Regions from separate parts of the Mus musculus genome. Here region 2 is linked to region 1. A link is a contact called in ENCODE Hi-C data. All regions are on one chromosome and are shown on one strand. Each heading gives the region's core, a stretch centred on a gene start or an enhancer-like site at or near the end of the contact. The rest is flanking DNA. Distances are from core to core; before and after follow the strand shown.

What was found. A loop is a pair of places that touch in the nucleus more often than their neighbours do.
Region 2: a loop to region 1 is called in a map of v-Abl transformed pro-B cells, with 2.8 times the contacts of the local background. The contact joins the enhancer-like site here to the promoter of 9230102O04Rik in region 1. A Hi-C loop is called at or near these places in 1 of 37 maps with a recorded cell type or tissue (v-Abl transformed pro-B cells).

What each region holds. Positions count from the first base shown.
Region 1 is chr2:9,886,007-9,893,075 of GRCm38, reverse strand. 9230102O04Rik (RIKEN cDNA 9230102O04 gene) reads left to right here and starts at 3,536. Exons shown (of 4, transcript NR_040511.1): 1 at 3,536-3,864; 2 at 5,409-5,485. It overlaps 4930412O13Rik (RIKEN cDNA 4930412O13 gene), which reads right to left. Exons shown (of 5, transcript NR_024257.1): 5 at 6,309-7,069. It also overlaps a transcript of Gata3 not described here.
Region 2 is chr2:10,296,739-10,303,807 of GRCm38, reverse strand. No RefSeq gene overlaps it. Among named protein-coding and RNA genes, the nearest start is that of Gm31496, 7.3 kb to the left of the region's middle. Within about 2 kb of position 2,892, at least 1 of the 3 ENCODE cell types and tissues checked has a DNase peak (open chromatin) inside an H3K27ac peak, as active enhancers do.

The DNA of each region.
Region 1 (7,069 bases), core at 2,287-4,786:
GGTCGATCTTGTTAATTTCAGCCTGAAATTGACACACTAATTAAAGAGCATCGTGGTAAAGCACGGGCAGGCAAGATTATACCCAGCCCCCCCCCCCTTTTATCAGATCTACCTTATATTTTCCCAATTAAAAACTGCAAAAAGCAGTTTCATTGCCCAGGGATAAAAAAATAAGGGCCCCCTTTTCACAATGCTGGCCATCGCTTTCCACCATCAGATTCATTGTGATGTATTAGATGCAATAAATTATCCCATGTAACAAAACATTGGGAGCTGAAAAGCAGATAATCTGGAAAGCAGAGATAAGGATTCATTATCCAAATCATTATGAATCCAGCGTTGCCTCTGACTTCTTTCTTAATCAGCTCCTCTGATCCTGGATATGTGAGCAGGACAGATAAGGAAAGAGCCGTTTATAATTCTCCACCTCGCCTAATATTTTAAAATAAAGTCAGAGGCAAGAAAACGCCATAAAACACTGGTGAGCAGGCAAGCGCCGGATGAAAAATCACTTCCATGCCATTATATCCACAGTAAGATTTAATTAAAATTCTCCCCATCCACGTGCCTTATTTTCAGATAGGATTTTTTCCCATCACGTAATAATTGATAGGAATTTGCAAACGGGGCTATTTATTTAGGATGCCTGGGTGGATTGGGTCTGAGGGTTCTTTTTTGTCTTTTTGTCTTTTTTGTTTTGTTTTTAATTTCTAGTGGCTCTTCTTCCAAACTTCCATTTGAGACATTCGTTCATAGCTACATTTTAGCAAGGCGTCTACTGCAGCCCACCCCCAATCACACTCTGAATCATAACCCTGGAAGTTGATTTTAATGAAAATGTTTTGTTGCGGGGGGGGGGGGTGTTAAAAAACAAAACAAGACAAAACAGAGGGCAGTTGGCTCCATGCTGTATGGCCTTTGCATACCTTCAAGCCAAACCTTCCTCCTCTACAGAATAAGTTCCCCTGAGTGGGACTGAAAGCCTAGATTTTTGTTTTGTTTTCCTATTTTGTTTCAGACAGAATCTCACTTTGTAACCCACTTTAGCCTCAAAATCATGATTCTCCTGCCTCAGCTTCTCTAAGGCTGCAGTTACAGGGGTGTACCTATCTTGACCGATTAGAACTTTTAAACACAGAGTAATCATTAAATGTACTGACGTTTGGCAGAGTGTCCTTTAAAGTTCTAACATAATCTCAAAGTGACGGTTGAAAAGGCAGGATGATGTTGGAGAGTGATGGACACAGTGACAAGTACTTTCTGGTTTTAGGGCAAGGAAATGATGTGTTGGGAACCCACTGAAATGGGATGCTACGAATTCCTCGTCCTTCTGCACAACAATGCTCCACTAACTGACCACACCGTCTACAGAGTAATCATTAAATGTACTGACGTTTGGCAGAGTGTCCTTTAAAGTTCTAACATAATCTCAAAGTGACGGTTGAAAAGGCAGGATGATGTTGGAGAGTGATGGACACAGTGACAAGTACTTTCTGGTTTTAGGGCAAGGAAATGATGTGTTGGGAACCCACTGAAATGGGATGCTACGAATTCCTCGTCCTTCTGCACAACAATGCTCCACTAACTGACCACACCGTCTCAGAAAGATTGGAGATCCTGTCAGAGATTATTTCCTCTATTTGGGGAATCCCTTTCTTTATCCCACGGGTGAACCTATCTCCATGGCCATCACAGAGATCCGCCTCCGCCTCCCGTGTTCCATTTATCCCAGAGTCATTTAATGATCCATCTTCTTCTTCCATGTGCCTGGTGACCTCCCTTTATATTTCAAACCCAGTGCCTTAGATCCTGATCTGAGAAAAGCTACAGAACTAACCTCTGGGTTTGAAGTAGCTGGCGATGGTGGCCATTAGGAGAGCACAATGGCTTCCAGGAACCATCCACAGCCAATATGTATCCCCAGGCCCAGGGTTCCACACTGTCTCCCTCGGTAGCTCAGCTCACAGTCCTCACCAGTGAGGAATGACCTCTGTCTCTTGGTCCCATTTCTACCCCAAACAGAAATGAAATAGTTCAGATCAGCAATTATTCCATGGTTCAGTGGTTATTCCGTGCAAGAGAAGTGGAGTCAGAAAAACCCGAGGTAGCTGGACTAGAAAGGGCACAGGTGCAAGCAACCAACAGGGAAGTCTTTATGTCTCCGTGGCTGTGAACTGGCCTGTGTCTTTGTGATCTATGTGTCCAGAGAACACACAAACATCCTCAATGAAAACACTCCCTAAAATTAGTGATGGGACCGTCCTGTTCTCAGGGCAGCTTCCAGCAACCCTGGCGTGAACTACTGTTATCACCACTGAATGAGGCAATGTCATTTCTTGTCACACACACACACACACACACACACACACACACACACACACAGAGAGAGAGAGAGAGAGAGAGAGAGAGAGACAGACAGACAGACAGACAGACAGAGACAGAGAGACAGACAGACAGAGACAGAGACAAAGAGAGAGACAGAGACAGAAATTGAAATTTCAACCGGAAAGCAACTCCGTTGTAAAATCAGACAGCGACTCGTGGTTTCTTAGAGCACTATCCTTGTACTGTGCTCAGGCGATGTCCAGTAATCAGGAATAAATGCCTCAGAGCCTTTCCCTCACTTCCCCCTTCATCTCCACTTTTTGTTTTCCTTTTCGACACAGGGGTTCTCAGTCCTGCTTTGTACACCAGGCTGACCAGCTAGAGACCCACCTGCCTCTGCCTCCGGAGTGCTGAGGACAGGGCAATCTATTAAAGGGGTGCTACTGCGCTGGACCCTCTCTCTTTACCTCATTCCCTTCCCACTTCAATACTCCCCCCCCCCGCCCCCCAACTCCCCTGTCCACCCTTCTGTCTGTTAAGAGAATCAGATCATGCCTTTAGCCCCAGCCAGACCACTGTAGTTCTTAGGATTTTCTTTTTTAGCCTCCAAGTTTCTTTGGAAGCCCAACTTCCTCCAGTTAAGACTTTTGGGAGCAATGACGGGGTTGGGGGTGGGGCACGCGACCGCATTTTCACAGCTCTTTACGTTTTAGAGCAGTGTTCAATCCGGAGCCGGTGTCGGCAGAAGGGAAGGAGCGCGGCGAGGCCGGCAGAGCAGACCCGAGGAGACCTGGGGGACAGAAGGTGCTCGCGAGGGAGCTTTAGTAAGAGGAGTGGGAGAGGGAAGAAAGTCTGCTTTGGTTCGGAAGTGCCCCTATAGGACGTACATTCTAAGGAAAAAGAGGCTTTCAAATTGGAGGCGAACTTGTTGAAGGTAAGGAGAAAGAGGAGGAGGGACAGCAGGGACCTTAAAGGGGGACAAGAAGCATTGAATGGGAAGTGAATGGGAAGCATGGGGAAACCGTAAAAAGCCCCACCCGCCCGCGAGACCCAGAAGTGAGATCTAGATACCGCTGGGTGCAGGGGATTGGGAGGATCAACTGTTGTAGTCACGTGGGCACATGCGTGCCTCTCTGGTCTCTGCTCCAGCCCCCATCCAGTCGCGCGTAAGGAGGAAGGGTACTTGTGTCTCTTACGCTTCCCGGAAGCCAGTCACATCTTCCCAGGACCCACGGCTTTCCTGGACAGTTCATAGGGTGCATTAGGGCAACAGGTTGGGCATAGGTTGTTAAGAGCATGGCTCCAGCCTAGTCCTCACAGCTTACTGGAGAGTGTGACTCTGCCACTTGGTGGCGGAGAGCTGGAGCGACAGGGCTGGGGACTGGCAGGATTGCTTTGGCGAAGATGGTTCTTCCGGGTTCCCCAATGGACCAGAAGATCCCCTTCTTTCCTTTTGCCAGATTGGCAAATGGTGTTCTCAGCTTGCTCCACTCTTGGGTTCATCGCACCCCAGAGGACGCCCCGCCGAGGCGCAGACGGGTTGGTGTCTAAATGGAAAGAATTTCAGGTTTGTGGAGGTAGAGACAGGTCGCTGACAGTATCTAGGAGAAAAGCGTGCCTATCCTGGTATCACCCACTCTGCAACGTGACATCCATCACCCGGTAGCTCTCGCCACTCCACGGGTGCCGACTAACACTTTCGGGACTCCCAGCTTCTCCTTTCTCCTCTGTCTTCCGCCCCACCTCAACAGTTCCGTAGGCTCTGACCGGTCTCCTTCTCCCAGGAGTTGACCACCCCAAAGCTGAACACTGAGTCACCTCTTTCTACCCAACCGGTTGGAGCAGCCCCAACTTATTGACTTCATGGTTCAGCCACGGACAAAACTTTGTTTTATTTCTCCCCAAGGATATATTTATTTTAAAAGTCAGCCTCCATATTTTTTTTGCAAAAATATTGTGAAGGGAAAATTCAACCTGCCAAAACAAATGGACCCTGACCCTTTTCTACCTCGGTGTTTGAAGGGTTTCATTTCACTCTAGCTGAAATGTACTCGTGGTAGATTCTCTTGGTACATGATTCAGATGCCCTTGCTATTGGATGGGAATGGGAAGGTGTGTGTGTGTGTGTGTGTGTGTGTGTGTGTGTGTTTACTCCAAGCAGGACACTGCAGTTATCTGGGTCCTGGGTAGGGCAAACAGCTTCATTTCCTTTATAGAATTTTCCCTTGACTGCTTCTAGTTCCTGTTTTTATTTTTTTATTTTTCTCCTCAAAAATAAAATTTCCTCATGAAATAATTTAAGACAATTGGGACCCATAGGATCCTTTTAACTCTGATGAATATTCTTCTATGCCTGGATTAGACAGCAGCAATCAAGTCCAGCCAAAAACATTCAAATTCTATTTTACTAATCCCGACTAAAGGGTGGTGGTGGCCGCTGCAGCAGTGGTGTGAAGTAAAGGCAAAGAGACTACTTTTGGGAATGGGGGTGCCCGTATAAACCCAAACCTTGAGAGAAAGAAAACACTTTTGAAGGCTTACTAGTTTGTTAGCTCTTCATACGATGTTCACTCCTGACCGTGCCCATAGAACCTCTTATTGAACCATTTGTTCAAAAGTGAGAAGAAAATGCTTCAAACACGTTTGTGCCTATGATAATGGCCCATTCCACAGGGCAGTGTCATTTATAGTGTTAATTCCAACCCGGTCTGGAGACAGTGGGCTGGCTTTGTAGGCACCAGGAGCAGGTCACATTTCAGGCAATGTTTCTTGCCCACCCGGTCCAACTCAGTTTCACACACCTCTGATGTGCGGTTTGTGTGTTTGCAAAAGGGGATGGTATTCATTCCCTCCCTCCCCCTCCTTCTTTCCTCCTCCCCCCTCCTCCTACCCCTTTGCAACCCGGAAGAGCTCTGCTGTCTACACTGAGCCAAGGGAGGCAGAGGGGAGGGGGCTCTTAGCAAGGATTCACATCAGCCAGGTTTTACCTCTGGCTGGAAGCCTGGCTGAGATGCAGTGAAGCAGCCGCCGCTGCTGTGGGAGCGTCAGCAACAGTGAAGTCTGCCTGTCATTTCTACCTTCAGATCTCCAGCAAGGCGGGTGGAAAAAAAACAAAAAAACAAAAACCAAACCAGCTGGCCTTCAGGAGAGAGCTGCCCTGGTCAGTGAGTACATAGCTATCTCCTTTTCCTCTGTTATCCTTCTCCTTGATTCCCATGGCGAGAATTAAGAGGAGGTCTCCGCCATGGGGATAGCTGCCTCTGAAAGAAAGTGAACCAGACCCCAGCCCTTTATTGTTCTTTCTGGGCACTGGAAGTCTTTGGCTTTCTGCAGTGACCTTGGGTGATCATGGTGTGGAAGTGTGTGGATGCCCTTGTTTGGAAGAAGGAGCTAGCAGAACTTGGGGTGCAAAGAAAAACTGAATGGGGGGTAATAAGAGCTGCTAGAATGCTTGGGAAGAGCTCTGCGTAGATGCTTTTCACTGTCAGGAGAACAGGACATTAGAGGAGCTAGCCCATCTACCCAGGACAGAGCATTCTCTAAAGGTGGCTGCAGTGCCCAAGTGTCAATGCCATGTTTACCTTTCCCTGCTTTACGAGCCTTACATGGTTAGGCTCATTGTCTGCATATCATTGAAGAAACGTGCACTGGGAGACAAAGTTGGAGCCCAGATGTGTCAACGTCTGGCAGCCCCCCAGGGTAGCTGGTGGTTGGTAGGCACCCTTGTTTACAGAAGCACCCCGAGGTGGGAGAGAAACCCAGCTTCCCAGAGAGTGTGACCAGGGTTCTGTGCAGTGAGAAAGCAGAGGGGATAAAATTTGGATATTTTTCCTGGGACAGCAGACCAGCAGACCTCCAGTTCCAATATACCATTCAGAAATAGAACACACACACACACACACACACACACACACACACACACACACACACACACACAGGATAATGTTAAAATGCAAGGAAAGGAGAGTCTGGTGAATCTGAGATATGAGCAGAGCCGTTGCTTTATTATTTTTTTTAAAGGCGATTTCTTTAATAGAGCAGGGTAACAAACTGACAGGTGTGATTCCATCCAGAATAGGAATGAAGTAGCTGTGCCCGCTGGACCCCTTGCTGTAGGTGTAGTTCCATATTTTTTGACATCTCCTCCCCTTATAGACCACACCAGGACCCTGAAATCACAGTTTGAGAGACCCAGAATTCTGAAGGGGGACAAATAATGAAGGTACCCTTTGTGCAGCCCCTCACTCTTCCGCAGTGGTGGTAGTGGGCTGTCCCCCCAGCGGCAGGTTATTTCTAAACAAGAAGCTTGGCTGCCCAAATCGCTATATGTGGGGAAGAGGGCTTCCTATAAAATGAGAACAAAAATGTTCTCTATCAGTTTGCACTAGGTCTAGATGTAATTTCTGTCCTGCTAGAACAAGACTCATGCAGGCATCAATGAACTCTGTTTACTGATTGATTTAGCATTAGGATTTAGCAGAAGGCCCAGCTTCAAGGTTCAAGCCAGTGGCTCAATGCGGCCTAAGGTTTCTGGCTCTGGGACACAACAGGGCATAGAGAATAGCATGCATGGCAGTGGTTGACATCACCTTCTACATAATTGGTCTTTGCTAGCAGCCCCAGATTCTCTAGTCCTCTTCTGTTACAATCCAAAGCCCAGGGCAGGCGATCTGCATTTTCCTTTATTTCCTATGTTGACTCTGCCTTCTTGCAGAAAATGTGTAGTGGGGTTCAGGCATAGGTG
Region 2 (7,069 bases), core at 1,643-4,142, 410 kb before region 1:
CCAGCAGAGGAAGGGGCCATTTGGAAGCTGACTTCTCATCAAGGATCTTGAATTCACCAGCTGGTTTGGAATCTGAATGGAGAAGTGGACATCGCAGGAGTTTTTTTTTTTTTTTTTTTCTACACAGGACTTGGGGGAGGCGGTCTCACATTTGGGGAGGTGACATCCTTTTGGAGATTCGTGACCTTAGTCAGACTGAAATGGACGGACCTGATTGGCTGTACTGTCTGAAGCCTTTGCATCTCTTGTTCTTAGTCTTGTGCTTTTCTGGGTTTGTAATATTCTTTCTCAAGTTGTGAAGAGAATCTGGCATTTTAAAAATAGACCGAAAGCCACAGGCTTCATCATGGTGTGCTCCAAATGATGACCAAGTTTATCTGTGCTGACTCTTGGGAGGAGACATCAAGGAGTAGCTTTTGTTGTGGTCCTGAGGAAGCTGGGCAAGAGGCAGGTGACTGGTCAGATACAACCCTGGAAACTTTCAAGATTAGGAGTAACTTTGTCCCAACAGCTCAAGAGGAAGGAGCTGATTCAATGAACTCACTCCTGTTGATTCTTCAGAAAGGCAAGAAGTAAAGATGGATTCCTAGCAGACTAGAAGTCGGGACAAGTTAGCAATGCAAGACAAGGCTGGGAGTCCCAGATACTCAGGAGGCTGAGTGTAGTCGGAGGATTATGAATTTAGAGGCCAGATTGATCAACCCCGTCTCAAAATATAATTTTAAAACAGGGATTGGGTGTGGACATGTAGTTTCGGGGATAGAAGTGTGGATTGTCCCATAGAAACTTTCTGTTGAGCCCTGTCTTGAACTGTCACGTGCCTCACCATTGTCCAGTACTGTCACTAAGAACAACAGAGCAGCTCGCAACCGTCCACTCAGTAAAGAAGTGTGGGCTGAGCGGCAGCTCAGGCTGTGAACTGCTTACATTGCAAACTTAAAGGTCTGAGCCGGATGCTCAGACATTGTAAGTCACAGCTAGAATGTTCTGAAAGTAAATGCCTTGCGGCATGGACTCTCAGTCGGCTGGGTTCTGGTGCTTCTCCATCTAATTCAAAGCGCTGAGGGATGTTGTCTCTGGGGGCTGTGTTTACCTGGCTATTCCCATAGCAAATTCAGTGGCAATGAATGGACTTTTAGGAGCCCAGAGAGGAGGAAACATGAAGTCCAGGCAATTAATCAATTAGAGAAAAATGGTTTGAGCTGCCTTCTAGAGGATGTACAAACACAGGTTTATTTTCAATTTTAATTGTGTGTGTTTTCTCACGTGTGTGTGTGTCCGTGAGAACATATGGAGGCCAAAAAGAGGGTGGCAGAGCCCCTGGCTGGAGTTACGGAGGTTGTGAACCACTTCAAGATGGCGTTAGGAACTGAATTCTGGTCCTCAAGAGCTGTACACATTCTCACCACTGCGGCAACCCTGTACTGTACGGTGTTTGCAAAGCTGTCCTTAGGCAGATCTTTCCCTCTCACCTCTTTTACTGTCTTTAAATGTGCACCACCCATGTGCTCTGGACTCCGAATCTTCACGGGGTGCACTGTTGCTGACCCTTCAGTGACAAAGTGAGATCCGCCCTCGCTTTGCCTCCTGAGATATCGTTCATACCTCATCATAAAGCTCCCCCCAGGGTCTCAATGTACTCTTTGCTAACCCTTGGTGACATTGGCAGAGCTGACACATAGCCTACCCTTGACACGGCCTCTCAGGCCTCTGATGGACCCTGACGTGCCTAGTACCACTCTCTGTTCCTGACTCTGTAGCAGTAAGACATAGGGTAACAGAAGCTTTAAGGCTTTAAGTGTGGTCTATAGAAGAGACAGTGTCCGGAAGTCCTTCAAAATTGTCCTCTGCTTGTCCTGTCCTAAGGGAGGCTCTGGTAATTTTCCTGCCAGACTCAGGGCTCCTGTGGTCAGCTTTTGTCTCTGTGTTACCTCTCCTCAAATTATCTCAGCAAGTTTTGCAGGAAGCCGTTGCATCACAATGAAGCCAGATTGTCCCCTCAAGCAAAACTGATGTCCCCAGAGCCAGCAGAACCCTGTAGAACCAGACCTGAGATAAGGATTAAGCAGAAAACAGCTTGGCCAAGACTTCTTCTCCATTATACTCTGGGTCCCTGCTTCTCCCCCCTCTTCAACAGCCATAGGTATTATCAAAAACCCAAGGAAAGGGCCACCCCTCTTGCCAGAAGGGCCGTCTGACTCATTCCTTTTTCTCCTTCTCCACCCCCCCCCCCCCACTCCACTGTGACCAAATAAGGTCAACTTCATCAGTACCTCAGAGTCAAGACTCCTGCCTAGGAACCAGCAAAACAGGAATGTGGACTAAAGAATGTTCGAGTTAGTTTTCTCTGGATACAGCCGTCCTTACAGCCTAGAAAAATGACAAGTTAATGGAAAGACATTTTCTTCTGTAGTTAAAAAGACAATAAAAATTAAATAAATAATTAAAAAAAGAGAAAGTCTAGAAAAATTCATGTGAGAATTGGCCACAGGAAATTTAACATGCTTTAATAGATATATTGATTTAGGTTTTACATTTTAATATTTTCATGTTCATAATGCCCGTTAATCTTGTCAACTTGTTGGAATTTAGAGTCATGTGGACACAAACCTAAGCGTATGCCGGGAGGAATTTTCTAGACTAGGGAGATTGAGACGGAGAAGACACACCCCAACATTGCTTAAACTGGGCTCTTAGAGCAAAAAAAGGCAAAAGACAGCAGCATTGTCTCTCCTGAGTCCCCACTGTGGACACCACGTGACCAGCTGCCGCGTGCTCCTGCGCCATCACCTCCCTGGGACAGCGCCCTGGAGCTGAGAGCTGGGAGAAGCCCGCCCTTCCTTAACTAGAGCCATGTGACCAGCTGCTGTGCTGATGCGCCATAAGCTCCGTAAACTCCCAGGGACCGGTGCCCTAGAGCTGGGAGCTGGGGGCTGGGAGCTGAGAGAAGCCTTTCCTTGAGCCAGCCAGCCAGCCAGCCTGTCTGCCTGCCTTAGCTATTGTCACAGCAGCAAGGAAAGTGACCAGTGCAGTACTCTAAACTTGAGTTTTAAAATGGTTTGGAAACGGAACTGTGAAGAAATTAGTAATAATGACACTGAACTAAAACTAAAATCATATTTTTCCCTCTTCTCACTTCACATTTTACAAATTGGATCACAGAATATTAAGTAAAAGAGGAAATCTTGTAATTCCATTATTCCATTAAATAGACTGAAACAAAATTAAAATGGATAATTTAATTTTCATTTGTTTTCATCTAATCCCGATCAGACCCATAAAATATTTTACACTCATAATCGCCATCAGAATTTTGAGTTGTTTTTCCCTGTGTTTCATTTATGAGAACTAGCCACGAGGGGGCGTTGTGGGCAGCCACGTGCACTGCCTTGACCCTCTTGCTACAGGAAGAGAAGCTGAGATACTTGCAAGCAGTGTTTTCTACAGCAGACTAAAGAGATCTTCCCTAATTTTTCTGTTCTCCTTCGTGCCATGTTCTTACACAGTACCTGGCCGACAGGAAGAACAGATGTGAACACTTGTTGACAATACCTGAGTCAAAATCAAAGCTGAGCTTATATGTCGTCATCTATCTGGTCCGTTTGTTAGCCAAGTGCCTGCCTGATCATATCTACCCAAACCAGGTATGAGTAAAATGTGGCTAAGAATTCTGCTAACTGAGCCACATCTCCAGCCTGACGATTGCTTTCTATGCAGTCATGATTTATCAATCCGCAGAACAACCAGAATTAAAGACATCAACACCAAGTGTTATCCTAACAGATTCCACTCGTCGACTGACCAATATTTCATGAACTTCATACAGAAAACTAGCATGGACTGTATTGTCAGTATCTATTTAAAGATATTCCTGTTATAAAGATGTATCAGAACTTATACAAGGTCAAACAACAAAAGCGCCTACTTTAGCCATTCAGAAGAGGCCTGCTCGATAATTTCTTAAATGTGCTTTTACTATGCCTATGTCGTTGTCCCACTCAGCATTGTCCGTTGGGTGTTAAGCACATCACTACACTATTCAACAGGGGCCCAGCTCTGTGTAATGGCTTGTTTCCCATGCACTGATAAATGTATTGCTTTTTAACAACATGTTGTTGTGGCCTTAGAGAGTTCCAGCTTCAACAATGTACATTGTGTTTATCCCCCGTCCCCCCATGTAGACAGCAGGAATGGGATCAATAAAGGAAAAGCATAATGGCTTTCCCTGCTTTATTTTAGTAGGTTATCTGATACTGTTTGCTGTTTTAGTCTTAGTCAATATTGGTGTCTCTGGGGGAGGTGGTGGGGACAGTGACTCTCCCCTCAACTCATTTCCTTTCAATGTTAAGCATAAAGCCAGTCAAGACAAAGGACACGAGGCGCTGGGGATTTAAAAGCAGTCCTTGAACCAATGACAGCTCAACCTAGTTTCTGTCACAGTGATGCTCTTTGCCCTTCCTGGGACTATGCTTGACTCTGTCCCACAAGCGTGTGGCCCCGAGGGTGAGGAAAGCAGGGTCAGTTTCTACAGAGGGCAACATGGCCACATCCCTTAGCTGAGGCTTTGCAGTGTCTCACGAACAGCTCAGGAACAGGTTTGAAAGGTCGGGACAGCAAAGTCTGCTGTAGTAGCAAACATACAAAGCAGAGGGGCTTCTTGGACTAGAGTCCGGATCTCTCATGTTGTAGTAAGGAACTGGGTTGTGGGGTACCGTGCATCTCCCCTCCTCATCTCTGAAAGTTTGCACCCCTACCTTCCCCTTCTGGCTGGATTTCCACAAGCGTGGATTCTCCACCTGAAATTGGAGAGGCAGAGATTCTACACAGAATAGTTGCTTTCACATCGTGTTTCCTGGGCTTCTAAGCTTTTTTTCTGGGCTTAGTAAACCAGACTGCCACCATTATAAGGACACTGGTGTCTAAGGCAGTCACATGTCTTCATCAATTAAAACTCCAACTGTTCCCCAGGAATCAACAGCAACATTTTTTTTTTTCTGAGACAGGGTTTCTCTTGTGTAGCCCTGGCTGTCCTGGAACTCACTTTATAAACCAGGCTGGCCTCGAATTTAGAAATCCGCCTGCCTCTGCCTCCCAAGTGCTGGGATTAAAGGCATGTGTCACTATCGCCCGGCAAAAGCAGCATTTTTGCTGTGATCTCTGTCATTGTCCGGGTCCAAACTTTGCGTACAGGGAGGTTGCGGCACAAATAAATAGACATTTGATAACCATAAAGCTCCTTGTTCTATTATGGCTCTGAACCTGGCCCAGTGTGTAACGAAATAGGAAAAAGTTGGGTCACCTCGTTTAAATATTATTCTAATTTAAATATTAAGTAAACAGAGCGTGAGCAGGGAATTCCATATCACTCTCGTTGTTAGAATGTCAAAATTGGTGTAAAATATATAGGGGCTTGGGGTATTCTGTTTTCTGTCACTGAAAAGAAATGTCACGTGTTGAAATCCATTTACATTTACAGTGATATGTATTTATAATGATGTAAGATTACCCCCACCACCACTACCAAATGCGTGTGTGGTGTTAGCCTGTCATTGCTGTGACTCCACTTGACAAAAGCGACCTGAGGTGACAGGGATTTATCTTGGCTCCGGTTTTAGGGCATCATCAATCATGGTGAGGAAAGCTTGGAAGCAGGACCGGCTCACGACTGTGGAGGCTGGAGTGTGAGGTGGCTTCCTTACAAATCAGGGGTTCAAGAAGCAGCCGCAGAACCAGGACTGAACCAGCACTAGGCGATAACCCAACCCACAGCCCCCATCCCCAGCGAGCCACGGGGGCCCATCTTTAAGATTCCACAGCCCTTGAAGTAGGCATTACAAGCTGAGGACCGAGTATTCAAACATGGGAGCCCGTGTAGGACATTTCCGACAACTCTAAGTGCAGTTTGAAAGGATGAGGAGTGTAAGTGTGCTGAGTGGCTAAGGGAGAGCTGCCTGGGGCTGACTCCCAAGGGTAGCTCTCCGGGCTGTTTGACTTGGCACGCTGTGGGATCCTTCAGGGTAACCATTGCCCTTCCTTGCTCGTTTCCCAGATGTGAAGAGAAGAAAGGAGGGGGTCATTTCCCTGATGGTCCATTTTTTAACAAAAGCGCTTCCAGGTTTCTAAGGTTTTCATTCCTCAAGCTAAAGGTGACTTGGTAAGTGTGGGCCAGCCATCTTCTCTCTCTGTGAGGCAGACATGCCACACATCGATTCTTACTCAAAACTGAAATGATTTTCATTCATTCGAAGATGAAAATTCAGCACCCAGGCCCTGGGATAAAGAAATTTAATTTCATTTGCTTTTAACAAGATCATACCTCGCCTTGTCCGTGCTAGATTGCTGGTGAAGTTTAAGCAGAGTAAAATATAGATTCCTTTACCACCTCCTTCTGGGGTACTTCTAGATGAACACTTCTTAGCCTGATGTTTATGGACTCCATCAAGGGAACATACTTTTCCTCACAAATGGCGTAAAACAGATTTTGAGTTCTTTGAATGGAGTTACAAACGATTCCACGTGTATATCAATACATGTAATATTTTTACCTGGGCAGAAACTTCAGGATTTCTCTCTCTCTCTCTCTCTCTCTCTCTCTCTCTCTCTCTCTCTCTCTCTCTCTCTCTCTCTGAAATATGGAAAGATCCTATTTTTAAAGGAAACCATGAATAAAAATAATGCCCCTAAAAGGATCTGACTCATTACAGACCAGTTGTTTTCACCCTACCATGTTTTGGGTTTGTTTGTCTTTTGATTGATTGATTGATTGATTGATTGATTGATTGATTGATTTTTTATTTTTCTAGACAGGATTTCTCTTTGTAGCCTTGGCTGTCCTGGAATTCACTCTGTAGACCAGGCTGGCCTCGAACTCAGAAATCCGCCTCCCTCTGCCTCCCGAGTGCTGGGATTAAAGGCATGCGTCACCACTGCCTGACTTGCTTTATGATTTTTGAGGCAGGGGGTTCTCTGTGTAGCCCTGGCTGTCCTGGAACTCGATTTGTAGACCAGAGCCCTGTCCTAGAACTTACCTGTAGACCCTGATCTCAGAGATCTGTGTGCCTCTGCCTCG